Regions from separate parts of the Homo sapiens genome. Here regions 1 and 2 are each linked to region 3. Evidence: chromatin contacts called from ENCODE Hi-C data. All regions are on one chromosome and are shown on one strand. The core of a region is the stretch at or near the end of the contact, and the rest is flanking DNA. Distances in the headings are between cores, read along the strand shown.

What was found. Hi-C counts contacts between places; a loop is a spot of excess contacts on that map. Pooled maps may share reads with other maps.
Region 1: a pooled map shows a loop between it and region 3 (5-fold over the local background). The contact joins the promoter of GTF2H1 here to the promoter of COPB1 in region 3. A Hi-C loop is called at or near these places in 6 of 50 pooled maps.
Region 2: a pooled map shows a loop between it and region 3 (6-fold over the local background). The contact joins the promoter of LDHA here to the promoter of COPB1 in region 3. A Hi-C loop is called at or near these places in 8 of 50 pooled maps.

What each region holds. Positions count from the first base shown.
Region 1 is chr11:18,320,292-18,324,481 of GRCh38, reverse strand. It overlaps GTF2H1 (general transcription factor IIH subunit 1), which reads right to left and starts at 1,915. Exons shown (of 15, transcript NM_005316.4): 1 at 1,742-1,915. It overlaps HPS5 (HPS5 biogenesis of lysosomal organelles complex 2 subunit 2), which reads left to right and starts at 2,342. Exons shown (of 23, transcript NM_181507.2): 1 at 2,342-2,536. RefSeq lists enhancers at 1,938-2,357, 2,368-2,667, 1,558-2,757, 1,895-2,844.
Region 2 is chr11:18,391,820-18,395,849 of GRCh38, reverse strand. LDHA (lactate dehydrogenase A) reads right to left here and starts at 1,287. Exons shown (of 8, transcript NM_005566.4): 1 at 1,214-1,287. RefSeq lists a silencer at 382-431 and enhancers at 1,192-1,281, 662-1,327, 1,592-1,681, 1,328-1,992.
Region 3 is chr11:14,497,868-14,501,605 of GRCh38, reverse strand. It overlaps COPB1 (coat protein complex I subunit beta 1), which reads left to right and starts at 1,795. Exons shown (of 22, transcript NM_001144061.2): 1 at 1,795-1,899; 2 at 2,621-2,768. The coding sequence starts at 2,678. RefSeq lists an enhancer at 1,574-1,673.

The sequences.
Region 1 (4,190 bases), core at 666-3,165, 3.8 Mb before region 3:
AGGAAGCATTCACAACCCAGGACTGGTGCTGGTCGCTGGCTTCACTACTTTTAACTGATTCTTCTCCCACACTGCACCAAGTTTCCTAGTATTTTTCAAAAGCCCTCTCTGAATTTGCTTTGATTTTTTTTCACATTTGTACTGCAATGTGTATTTTATATCACCTAAGAGAGACTCAAACTTACCAATCTGTTGCACTGCTACAAGTCGGCTGAATGGCCTGGTCAACATGGTGAAACCCCGTCTCTACCAAAAATACAAAAATTAGCCAGGCATGGTGGCGTGCGCCTGTGATCCCAGCCGCTGGGGAGGCTGAGGCAGGAGAAGCCCTTGAACCCGGTAGATGGAGGTTGCAGTGAGCAGAGATCGCGCCATTGCACTCCAGCCTGGGCAACAAGAGCAAAACTCCGTCTCAAAAAAAAAAAAAAATGTCGGCTGAGTGAGGATAGCAGACCATCTCTTTTTTCTCCTTTCTGAATGAGGGACTTAAGCCTGCTAACAGGTACAAAGTTCTCTCCAGAGTTTAGTCCTTCTCTAAGTCCAAGGCCTGCTACTAGAGGTTACCTTCCCTGCGGTTGTGACCTCTCCATCTCAACTGCTCTGGTTTTGTCTTTTAAAAAATCTTAAGGTTGGCAACTTTGGCTTAATTACCTAAGTCCAGTTCAGTGGTTTTCAAACTGTGTTCCAAGGAGTGGCCTCTAGGATAGAAGTTAAGTGGGGTGGTGGGGCCTGGCCCTTTTAAATTTAGTTCCACCAGAGCATGCTGCTTTATATATTGGGTTCCAGATAAAAATTCATGGGGAGAAATTGTTCCACTCCTTTAAAATGTTTGAAAATCACAAGTCTGGATATTGGTTTGTATGGAGTCAATACTCACTGCAAAGCACATTTCATTCAAACCACTCAGTTTTTTTTTTGTTTTTGTTTTTAAGACTGGGTCTTCAAATGGACAAAGGGTGTATTTTTCATATCTTCTTTCCCCATCCCCATTTTACTGATGCTAAAATTGGAGTTTAGGAGTCATTTGGGGCCAGGCACTGTAGCATAATTCTGGCGCTTTGGGAGGTCTAGGCAGGAGAATCGCTTGAGCCCAGGAATTCGAGGTTACAGTGAGCTATTATCACGCCACTGCATTCCAGCCAGGACGACAGAACAAGACTCTGTCTCTTAAAAAAAAATAAGAAAAGTCACCTCCTTATTTAATTTGGCCTTTGAGAACACTGGGGGATTTACAAAATAATTACATATATCCAGGTACTCATGGTCTATTTTTCATCATTACACGACAATCAAATGACCAAAACTAGGAGTGTGTGGACTGGCACGTGTTAAGGTTTTTAAGAGAGGTAAGATTGACAGGTGGAAGCAAAAGGTGTGCAGACAACAAGGTGACAGCTTTTCTCTTACAGAATCCCAGACTCAACAGCACATTTCCTGACGGGAAGGGCTTCTCTGTCTGGGAGAGGCCTCCACTTCATTCTCATAAGCCAAATCTGATCCTGGCTTTGGGTAAACCTGCTCTCAATTTAAGAGCAGGTTTCCTTTAGACAAGTAGATTAGGGGTCGCCTCTTCCTCGCCTCGGGATAAGGGCAAACAAGACGCCAGGCTTGGGCGTTGGGAGGACGGCGACAGCGACGCTGGGAACAGGGGTAGAATCCACGCCGTCCAGCGGCCCCCAGGCCTGTCAGCTCCTCACCCGCCCACCCACCCGCCCGCCTGCATTCTTCGGTCTAAACTTACCAGGTGGAAGCTACAACTCTAGACAGGAAGTAACTAACTGGGTTGGATCCGGTCGAGTTCCGCTGCGCTTCTTAGAGCCGCTGCTGGGAAGAGGCCGAAACCCAGTGGCCGCAGCAGTAGCCACCGCCTCTGTTACTAGGGGGTCTCGCCTCCATCGCTGGCTGCGAGGAGTCTGAGGGCACGTGACCGGAAGTAGCAAGGCGGGCCCTGGGCACGTGACTCAAGAGCGCGGCCGCCATGACACCTTCCGCTAGTTCCCTCCCTCCCCCACGGGTTCCCGCCTGTTTCGTTTCCTCTCTCCGGTCTCGAGCGGCGAAGGGTCCTGGGATCCTGGCTGGCCCAACCATTTGGCCTAGAGCTCCTCCGGTTCCAGTCGGCGCCGTGTCTCCAGCCCGCAACGGCCCTGCGGTCGCAGGCCGTAGAGAGCGTAATCGCGACCGCGGCCTGAGGGGGAGGGACCACGCGGAAGGAGGGGCGTGACTCGTCACGTGATGAGGAAGTGCCGTTAGTAGCGTTGTTTCCAGTCTGCGGCTCTCCTGGATGACGTCAGCAAGGAAGGGGAGGAACGCGAGGGGAGACTGAAGTTCACGTTCCGCTCTTAGTGCGCGGTGAGTTCCCCGGCGCTAAGCCGGGAGACAAGATCCGATCTACTGAGAGCTGCGAGGTACTGCCCTGGATGTGGTGGAGCTGGGCTGGGACCTCCGGGCTGCTGGTCTGTGAGCCTGGCTTTGAAAATTGGTTACTGGGTCTCCTCTCAAGAAATCTCAAGATATTAAAGTTACTGCTGTTAAAAAGGTAGTAGTTCCACTAGGCAAGGAGCTTTTTGTGGGTAGGGATTGTGTTTTGTTCATCCCTGTGTCTCTAGCGGTGTGTTCAGGTCCTGGAACATAGTAGGCACTCAGAATGTTGAATGAATGAATGTATAAATGAGTCAGTCGCCATTTGTCTGAGGCAGAGAGTTGTTTTCTGATCATTTCTTCTTGGATAGAAAGATCCCATTGTGAAAATGAGGCAGTCTGCAACTTCCCCTTCTCATTTCTTCAATTTTTGCTATCTTTCTTACTTCTTTCTCCTCTTCCTCCACGCACCTACTGGGGCAAAAGAGAAACATGTTTGCATTTGATGTGTGAGCAACAAACACTGAACTATTTTACGATAATGGAAAGATGAGATTTGGATTCAGGAGACGCGTATTCTAATCTCAGCTCTACCATTTATGAACTCTGTGATCCTTGGGCAAGCCAGTCTCCCAAAAGTTGTTTCATTTACTTTGGTTAAGCATTTGTCGCCAACTTCTATGTTCTTAGTTTTTGGTAGAGTGCCTTCACAGAAGTAACATTTAAACTCAGCTTTGCAGAAAGGTAGGGTTTTGGTAAATGGGGGAAGATTCCATAAACATCATATATTAAACCATGGAGGCACAGCAAGTTTATGGAATGAAAAAGAAAAAAAGAGTCGAGTCCAATGTAGTTGGAGAATAGAGAGGTTAAGATGGGAAATAAGGCTGGAAAAAGAAGCAGGGAGGAGATAACAGATTTTCAAGAAATAGAGCTGTTGAAGGCTTGTACAATATTATGTATATATTTTTTAAATTTTATTGTGGAAAATTTCAAACGCAGACAAAAGTAGGATAATAAATTGAACCCTCATGTACACTTAACGCAACTTGAACAATTATCAGCATTCTGCTGTTCCTCTTTATACTGTTTGTACATTTCTAGGTACTTTTTATATCCATTGTTGCATTTGATTAATAGCAGCTTTCAATTTGAGCTCAGTTCTACTGTATGTAGCTACTGGCTAAGAAGATTTTATTTATGTAAACAATTTCTTTGGGTTTTAGTTGACCACTTGCTCTGTTGAATCAATGTGTAACATGGCCACTTAAACACAACTAATACTGTTTTTAGGTTGTAATATAGAAACTTAGTGTCTAGATCCAGGAAGTTAGTGTTTCTACTCTATTCTGGGCTCATCTAACTACTTAAGGAGTATTATGCTCAGTTCTAGGCACCTCATTTTTAGGCAAACTACAGTGCCTCTGTAGAAGGTTGACTGGAACAGAGGGTTGGAAAATGTCATGTCAGGAGTGATGAAGAAACTGGGAATGTTAAATTTTTAGAAGACCTGATAATGCTTTTCAAATACAGAAGGATTGTTTTGGAAAGAGACAGCTTGTTCCCTTCAGCTGTAGAAGCTACATACAATTAGGAATAATGGTAGAGCTCTAAGTGATCAGGCTTCAGCATAGTATTAAAAAGAACCTTATAATAGTGAGCCCTTTGGAGGACTGGAATTGGCAGCTTCATGAGAGTGAGTGCTTTCTTTCCATGGCTGAAAATGTTCAGGGATCTAGGGCAAAACTAATTTCTGAATTAGGTGGACATGTTCACTGAATTACCTATGAATCTTTTTCCATCTTGAGAATTCTAGGAAGTAGGGCTCATGT
Region 2 (4,030 bases), core at 38-2,537, 3.9 Mb before region 3:
TTTCAGTACAGGGAGTGTAGAAATAGCTGCAGAAGGCCTGAGGCCTGCAGCCCTAGAGTTAATAGCTACTTGGTGGAACCCTCGAATTCTTTCCACCTTGTTAATCCAACCCTGCACTGCATTCGCTGGAGGAAATATCACAGGCTGCATCCCCAAAGTATCACGTCTAGTTTTGACACCACTCCAAAGGGCAAAAATCCGAGAGGACCTCTAGGCAGGCAGTCAGCCCAGAGTCACCAAGCTGGAGCCGGGTCTCTCCTTACAAATCACTGCTATTTCTAGACAGCCTTGTAAGGTTTCTAGCCTGGCAGGGGGAAGGGAGTTCCTGCGGACACCTGCTAGCTTCACTGAACGGCCCCGGGATCCAATGCTACCTTTAATGTAGGGGCGGAGGTGGGAGGGCATGGGATGAGGGAAGGGTGCGTCTAGAGGCGAGAGACATGCAAAAACGAGTTCTACACCTCACCTCTGCCTCCTACTCACTGGGAACTTAGAGATCCCTGACTGTCTCCTAGCTTTCGGTCTCCCTATTTGTTAAAAGGAGGAGTTGGTACCGGCGGATCCTACTCAACTGACCGTCTGAGGTGCGGAAGGGCTGGGATGCTGCCTGCTTCATCTTTGCATGCGCCGTGCCTAGCGCAGCCCGAGATACACCAGTAGCTTCTTAATAAATGCGCAAAGGGCTCCCTATAATCTGCAGGCAGCAGCTGCCCTCACGGAGCCCACCTCTCGAGCGTCCCAAGAGAAAAATGCAAGCCGCGTGGTACTCAGCCGCTTTCCGTCTTTCAAGAACCCGCCCCGGACAAGCTGAGGCTTTTTTGGCTCTATGGGCTCCGAGAACTGGACCTCGAGTTTTGCACCGCCCGCCGATTTCGAGCCCAGAGGTATCCCCCACCCTTAAGGCCTATCATATCCTTGTTCCGCATCCACCCGGGCTTTCGACCCCTGCTTGGGTGCGGCCACCTCCTCGGTTCCCCAGCGTGGCCAGAAGCCATGGTTCCCGCTTAGAGCAAAAGCAGAGCGCGGCGAGCTCCGAACACATGCGTTGTGTGGGCCGCCGCCCAGACGTCTCTGGGCTGTGCTTCTGGAAAGCGGCTCCTACACCTCCCGGGAGCAGGAATCCCTTCGCGAGCAGCGGAGGCCAGCAGAACCAGAGGCAGTTGGCTCTACCCGCCCATCCCTCTGGCGCCGTGCGCGCAGGGCCCTACCGTACCGGGAATGCACGTCGGGCGGTCGTCGGGGGCGCGTGGCAATGAGATCCGGAATCGGCGGCAGCGGCTGCAGCACTCTGAGCTGGGCGCGGGAGGGGCCTTAAGTGGAACAGCTATGCTGACGTCAGCGGGGGGGGCCGGCGGACGTGCGGGAACCCACGTGTGAGTCGGGCTGGGGGTGGATGCCGAGCCAGGCGGGGCACTGGAGAGGCCCGGGTGGCGCGCGCAGCCAGACAACCGACCGGCAGACTGCTCCACGTGCGCTGGGAGTCTAAGTAAGGTGCTGCCCTCCAACCACAGAAGCCGGGGTCGGAGCCATGAGCCTGAGTCAGGACGACCTTCAGTTTCCTCATCCATGAAACCTGGGGAGGTTACTCTCAGGAAGGCTTGGATCTGTTTCTTCTTCATCCCTGTTTCTCAGTGTCCAGAACAGCTTCTGGCACGTAATAGGCACTCCACAAATATTTGTTGAACGAAAGGAAGAAAATGCCTAGCAGTCAGTCAGTCTGTTCTTACCTAAGTCGAGTGACCTCCAAAACTCGACGCTGCTTTTCCCTCTGCTGCTAAGCCTACCAGCTCCCACTCACAGTGAAGCCTTGGCCTCTCAGGCCTTGCAGGGTGACTCAGTTCAAATGTACATTTTATTCTGCACTTTCTACTGCCCACCCCACTGGCATCTCATCTCGAGTCTCAACCATACCCAAGAACTGTCAGTGGCTTGTTTTTTTGGTTTTGGTTTTTTGTTTGTTTATTTGTTTTTTGGTATTTTTCGAGACAGGGTCTCACTCTGTCACCCAGGCTGGAGGGCAGTGGCGTGATCATGGCTTCCTGCAGCCTCGACCTTCTGGCTCAAGCGATCCTCCCACCTCGGCTCCCCGAAGTGACTGGGACTACAAGCGCGCCCACTTGCCCTGCGATTTTTTTTTTAATTATTAATTTTTTTTTTTTTGAAACGGAGTCGCTCTGTCGCCCAGGCTGGAGTGCAGTGGGCTGATCTCGGCTCACTGCAACCTCCGCCTCCCGGGTTCAAGCGAATCTCCTGCCTCAGCCTCCTGAGAAGATGGGATTACAGCCAGGCGCCACCACGCCCGGCTAATTTTTGTAATTTTTAGTAGAGACGGGGTTTCACCATGTTGGTCAGGCTGATCTCAAACTCCTGGCCTCAAGTGATCTGGCCGCCTCGGCCTCACAAAGAGCTGGGATTACAGGCGTGAGCCACCGTGCCCAGCTCAATTTTTTGTTTTCTTATCATACTTACCTCTGGGCCTGTATTCTTGCTGATTCCATTGCCTAGCCCGCCCTCCTCCATCTCTTCTTTAATTTGTACCAATACTTCCCCACTGTGGGGTATATTATGAAATATATTTGGTAAGCCCTTGAGTATGCCAAAATTTCCTGAATTTTCTGATAGGAATGTCTTTTGTTATTTATAAAGAGCCTTTTTCCCTGACTTAATGTTAATGAATGAGGAGTCTTAGATAGCCTCAGGAAGGAGCCAGTCATGGGAAAGACCAAATGATTAGGGAATTAGAGGGCTGGAACTTTCAGCCCAAAGGGGTGGATGGCTTTACTTACTCCCTGAACCTACAGCAGCAGCCCAGTGCAGCTTTGAGATAGATCCATAACTGAGTTTCTTGGTTTTGACGGAAAACTCTAACCTCAGCTCCAAAATAGCACAAGGGGCCAGGTGCAGTGACTCATGCCTGTAATCCCAGCACCAATGTGGTTGAGGTGGGAGGACTGCTTGAGGCCAGGAGTTCGAGACTAGCCTGGGCAGCATAGTGAGACCCTGTCTCAAAAAAAAAAAAAAAATAGCAGGGCATGCTTGCATGTTCTAACAGTTTTCCCATCACTCTAGATTCTAAGATCACTCTAGGTTCTGAAATGGGGCTCTCACCTCAAACACACAGCTGGAAAGTTTAGGGGTGGGCCACTGATTCTTCAGAGTACCTCAGGGCAGGGCAGATTGCCACAGTGTTTTCCGGTTTCTCAGTCTTTGCAACAGTGTTCTCAGTCAGGGCTGGGCCCCTGCCTGCCTACCAAATGTGACCACTGCTGCTGGGAAGAGGTGTGCAGAAGGCAGAGAGCTGAAGTTGGCTGGGGAGACGAAGAATTTTCACCTGAAAGGCTTGGGTTGGGGCACTCTGAGATGACCTGTGAAGATAAACTAGGTAGAGTCTTCATTCCCCTAATTTATGATACCTAGCAACAGCTTGCTCCAAGCACAGCTTCAGGCTTCTTAGGCAGAACAACAGCCAGTATTTGACTCCACAAATATGAATAAAACAAATACCATTTACTGAGCACCTGCTATGGTGCTGGCAGCCAGCTAGGTAATCCCCATACTCATCCTTTGGAGTAGGCATAATTATCCCCATTTTTCAGATATGGAAACCAAGGCTCAGAAAGGTAAGTGACTTTGCTAAGGTAGTGCAGCTAGTAAGTGATTTTGGCTGAGACTTTAACCCAGTGCTGACTAACCCCAAAGCCTATGATTTTCTCTCTATTATAGGATGTTGTCCCACATCACTCCATACAAAGGGCAAGAAATTATCTAGGGGGCCCAAACCAGTCCCAGGCTCAGAAGAGGCTGTGGGTGCCAATGGGTGTATCTGCTGAGACCTTGGTATTCTGCCCTTAGACTGGGACTTAGACCCTTGGCTCTCCTGATTCTCAGGCCTTTGGGCTCGAACTGGAATTTATACCACCAGCTTTCCTGAGTCTCCAGCTTGCAGATGGCAAGATCATGGGACTTCTCTGCCTGCATAAACACATAAGTAAATTCCTCCTCATAAATCTCTTTATATATATTCTTCCAT
Region 3 (3,738 bases), core at 546-3,045:
TTGGGGTCATGAGAAACCTCAAAGTTATTCTGTAACAGAATGAACCTCTGGGGCAAATGAAGTCTGTACGGTTTAAGTCCTACACCATGATGGCCCTAAACTGAGCTTTCTTACTGTAAATCTAGTTTTTATACCTTTTTTGGCCTCATTTCTTGCTGACAGATTGTCACTTTTTGGTAAGTTAAGTGGGCTTGGAAACCAGATAACTGCATTTGTAAAACTTCCATGTTAAAAACGAATACACAGAAAAGGAACAAACTGTTGTACACACACCCGGGATTGATCTCAGGGGAATTATGCTCAGTAAAAAAATCCAATCTCAAAAGATTACATTGTATAATTCCATTTATATAACATTGAGATGATAAAAATCATAGAGAATTATTAGTGGTTGCCACAGGTTAGTGTGGGAGGTGGCTATGGCTATCAAAGGACAGCATGAGAATCCTTGTGATAGAACTGTTCTGTCTCGACTGTGTTGGTGATTACACACATATAAGCATGATAAAATTGTCTACAAGTGAATATAAAAACGAGTACATGTAAAACTAGTGAAGTCTGAACAAGGCTGGGTGAATTATGTCTGTCAATTTCCTGAAATTGATATTGTACTATAACTATGCAAGATGTTACCATTGGGAGAAACTAGGTAAAGAGTATATGGGATCTCTGTATTCATGTCACTCTACCATTAAGATTAAATATTAAAAAAAATGAATGCACAGAATCAGAGAGGCACTCTTAAAGTGCTGTCAACACATGGCCTTTGAATACAATTTTGGGTGCTCAAAGAATTTGTAGATTGCTTGATGGTTCTAAAAAGAGAAAGCTCAAAAGAGCTAGATCCTACATAAATGAGGTACTATTGGTGTTCCATCTTCCTGAGATGAACCTGTTAACTAGGGCAGTTGCCGTCAGATCTGTTTTTATTCGCAGTATTTTGCTTAAGCTTTAAGATATTTTGTTATTAATAATTGGCCATAAAACCCTTTTGTGGGCAGAGGGAGGTGTAGGGGCGGGGCGTGCTATGGAACTTCAAATGGGCAAAACCGAAAGTACTATGGCTGATTGCAGCTGTAACAGGTCTTTGGAGATACGTAAAATCCTTTAAAACAGTGACTGTCTCCCTTTATGCATAAAAATTTTTTCTAATCTACTGGGTGCTCAGAAAGGATCACGGAAAGAGGCCATTATTAAATAAAAAGCAGAAATTATACCAATGTGACTTTGGATTTTCAAATAACTCCAGCCCTACCTGCAGAGAGGCAGATTCAAACTACTAGCGATGTTAAGAACTGAAATGGATTTTAATCTAGTGATAATTAATAAAATAACTGAATTACCTTCCCAATAGTATTAGTTACTTTCCCAGTTTATTAGGGTGTGGACAAGAAAAAGGATTACTGGGTTTCCACTTTCTAGTCCAGAGCTCTTTTTCACGGGAACAGAGCCCTGTAAAAGTTTCCCTCTCTCCAAGCACTTTCTCCCCTTGACTGTTCCTGAAGAAGGAACGATTTCCAGTTAGCGTTTAAATTAGCATAGTGCTTAACTCAGAGCTTGGCTTGCAGGGAAAACTAGAAAATACGTGGTTTCATTGCTCTGCGGCCTAATCAAACCCTGGACAAGAGAAGAGGAAGAAAATAGGATATACTTGCAGCGCGCAAGCGCTGCACAAAGAAAGCATGTCCTCTCTGAGTCGCCGTAGGTGCTAGGTGGCTGTGGCTTCGGTCGTTACCCCACCCCCTTCCACGTCAGCCAAGGACTCTGGAGCCGCCGCCGCCGCTGCTGCGGTTCATAGCCGGAGTAGACGGAGCCGCAGTAGACGGATCCGCGGCTGCACCAAACCACTGCCCCTCGGAGCCTGGTAGTGGGCCACAAGCCCCCAGTCCCAGAGGCGTGGTGGGTCGGGCAGAGTCGGAAGAACTGGCTTTCTAGCTGGAAGATGCGGAAGGGGAGCGACTAGGCCGCTTGCGTCTGGGCCTGGCAGAAGGGACCGGGTGGGGGTACGGGTGGGGGTGCGGGTCGGGGTGGGGGCGGAGGGCTAGGAAGCTCCGGGTCGGACGCTCCATCCCGTCCTTTGTATTGGCCGGGGGTCTTTTCCCTCCCAAGACCCCTAGGCGTACCCTTTCAGGCCTAGGGCTGCTTTGCTGGAGGAAGGGGAGGAGGAAGCGGGTGGGGCGAGGTGGGGGTGCAGCGCGTTGATTAAGGGACCCGCGGACATAGAGTCGGAACCCACCAAGGACCGCGATAAAGCGCTTTAGGGTTTTGGCAGAGTATTCAGGCACAAGGTCTCTTAACTTGAGCATGCAGATTGTGTGTTGTGTAAAAACCATACGGTCCATAACATTGTGGGGTGTGGCTGGGGGGACTGTCACTGTTCTGTGGGCCTTCATTCGGCTATACAGCATTCTCAAACACTGGACCGGGATGCGATGAGGGAGTGATAGATAATATACCTTATGCCAGAGCTGATAATGTGGTTTTTACTAGAATTTATTTTTATGGGAACACGATATAGATTGACCTGCCCTTTCTAATACTTTAAAAGGTCACTATAGGTACTTGTTTGTGGGTTTTTTTTTTTTAATTTGTAATGATATGTCTGTGTTTATTTTTCTAGATTTTCTGGCATCCTTAAATCTTGTGTCAAGGATTGGTTATAATATAACCAGAAACCATGACGGCGGCTGAGAACGTATGCTACACGTTAATTAACGTGCCAATGGATTCAGAACCACCATCTGAAATTAGCTTAAAAAATGATCTAGGTAAACTTCGATATTATTTTGAGAATGAAATGAAAAAAGAAAAAACAAAAATAAAAAACTCATATTTCATATTCCTTTATAATTAGAAATGCTTAATTTTTGTCTAAAGTTTTTCTAGGATCTCTTCGATAGACCTTTTATTAAAAATGCGAACTTCTTTAAATATTGGTTGTTTGAAATAGAACATCTCAGTTTATCTTAGTAAACCTAAAGAAATTGTAATAGTTTAGATATTCCTCAAAATGTCATAATTTTTGTAGACTTCAATATATTAATGTGGCTGATTATTTTCTCTAGGCAACAGGTTGAGGATGTGTATTGGAATATCTTAATTCCATCGTGCACTTAACTTCATGTTACTTAGCTTGTAAAACCAAAAGAACTTTGTTCTTTGGATTACCCACCCAAACAATTAGGTGAACACTGGAATAAACATGTATTTTCCAGAAAAGTTTACCTTTTCATTTTTTATGCATTTTTGCAAATAAGAAAACAACTATATTTCTGAACTTTTTGTAATGTTTAATTTTTGGGGGTACACAGTAGATGTATATATTTATGGGGTACATGAAATGCTTTGATACAGGCATGCAATACATAATTATCACATGGAAAAATGGAGTATCCATCCCTTCAAGCATTTGTCTTCTGTGTGACAATCCAGTTACACTTTCAGTTATTTTTAAATGTCCAATTAAATTATTATTGACTGTAGTTACCCTGTGTGCTATCAAATATCGGGTCTAACTCATTTTTTCTGTACCCATTAACCATCTCCACTTCCCTACCACTACCCTTCCCACCTCTGATAACCATCCTTTTACTCTGTCTCCGTGAGTTTGTTTTGATTTTTAGCTTCCACAAATAAGTGAGAACATGTGAAGTTTGTCTTTCTATGCCTGACTTATTTCATGTAACATAATGACCTCCAGTTCCATCCATATTTTTGCAAATGACAAGATCTCATTCT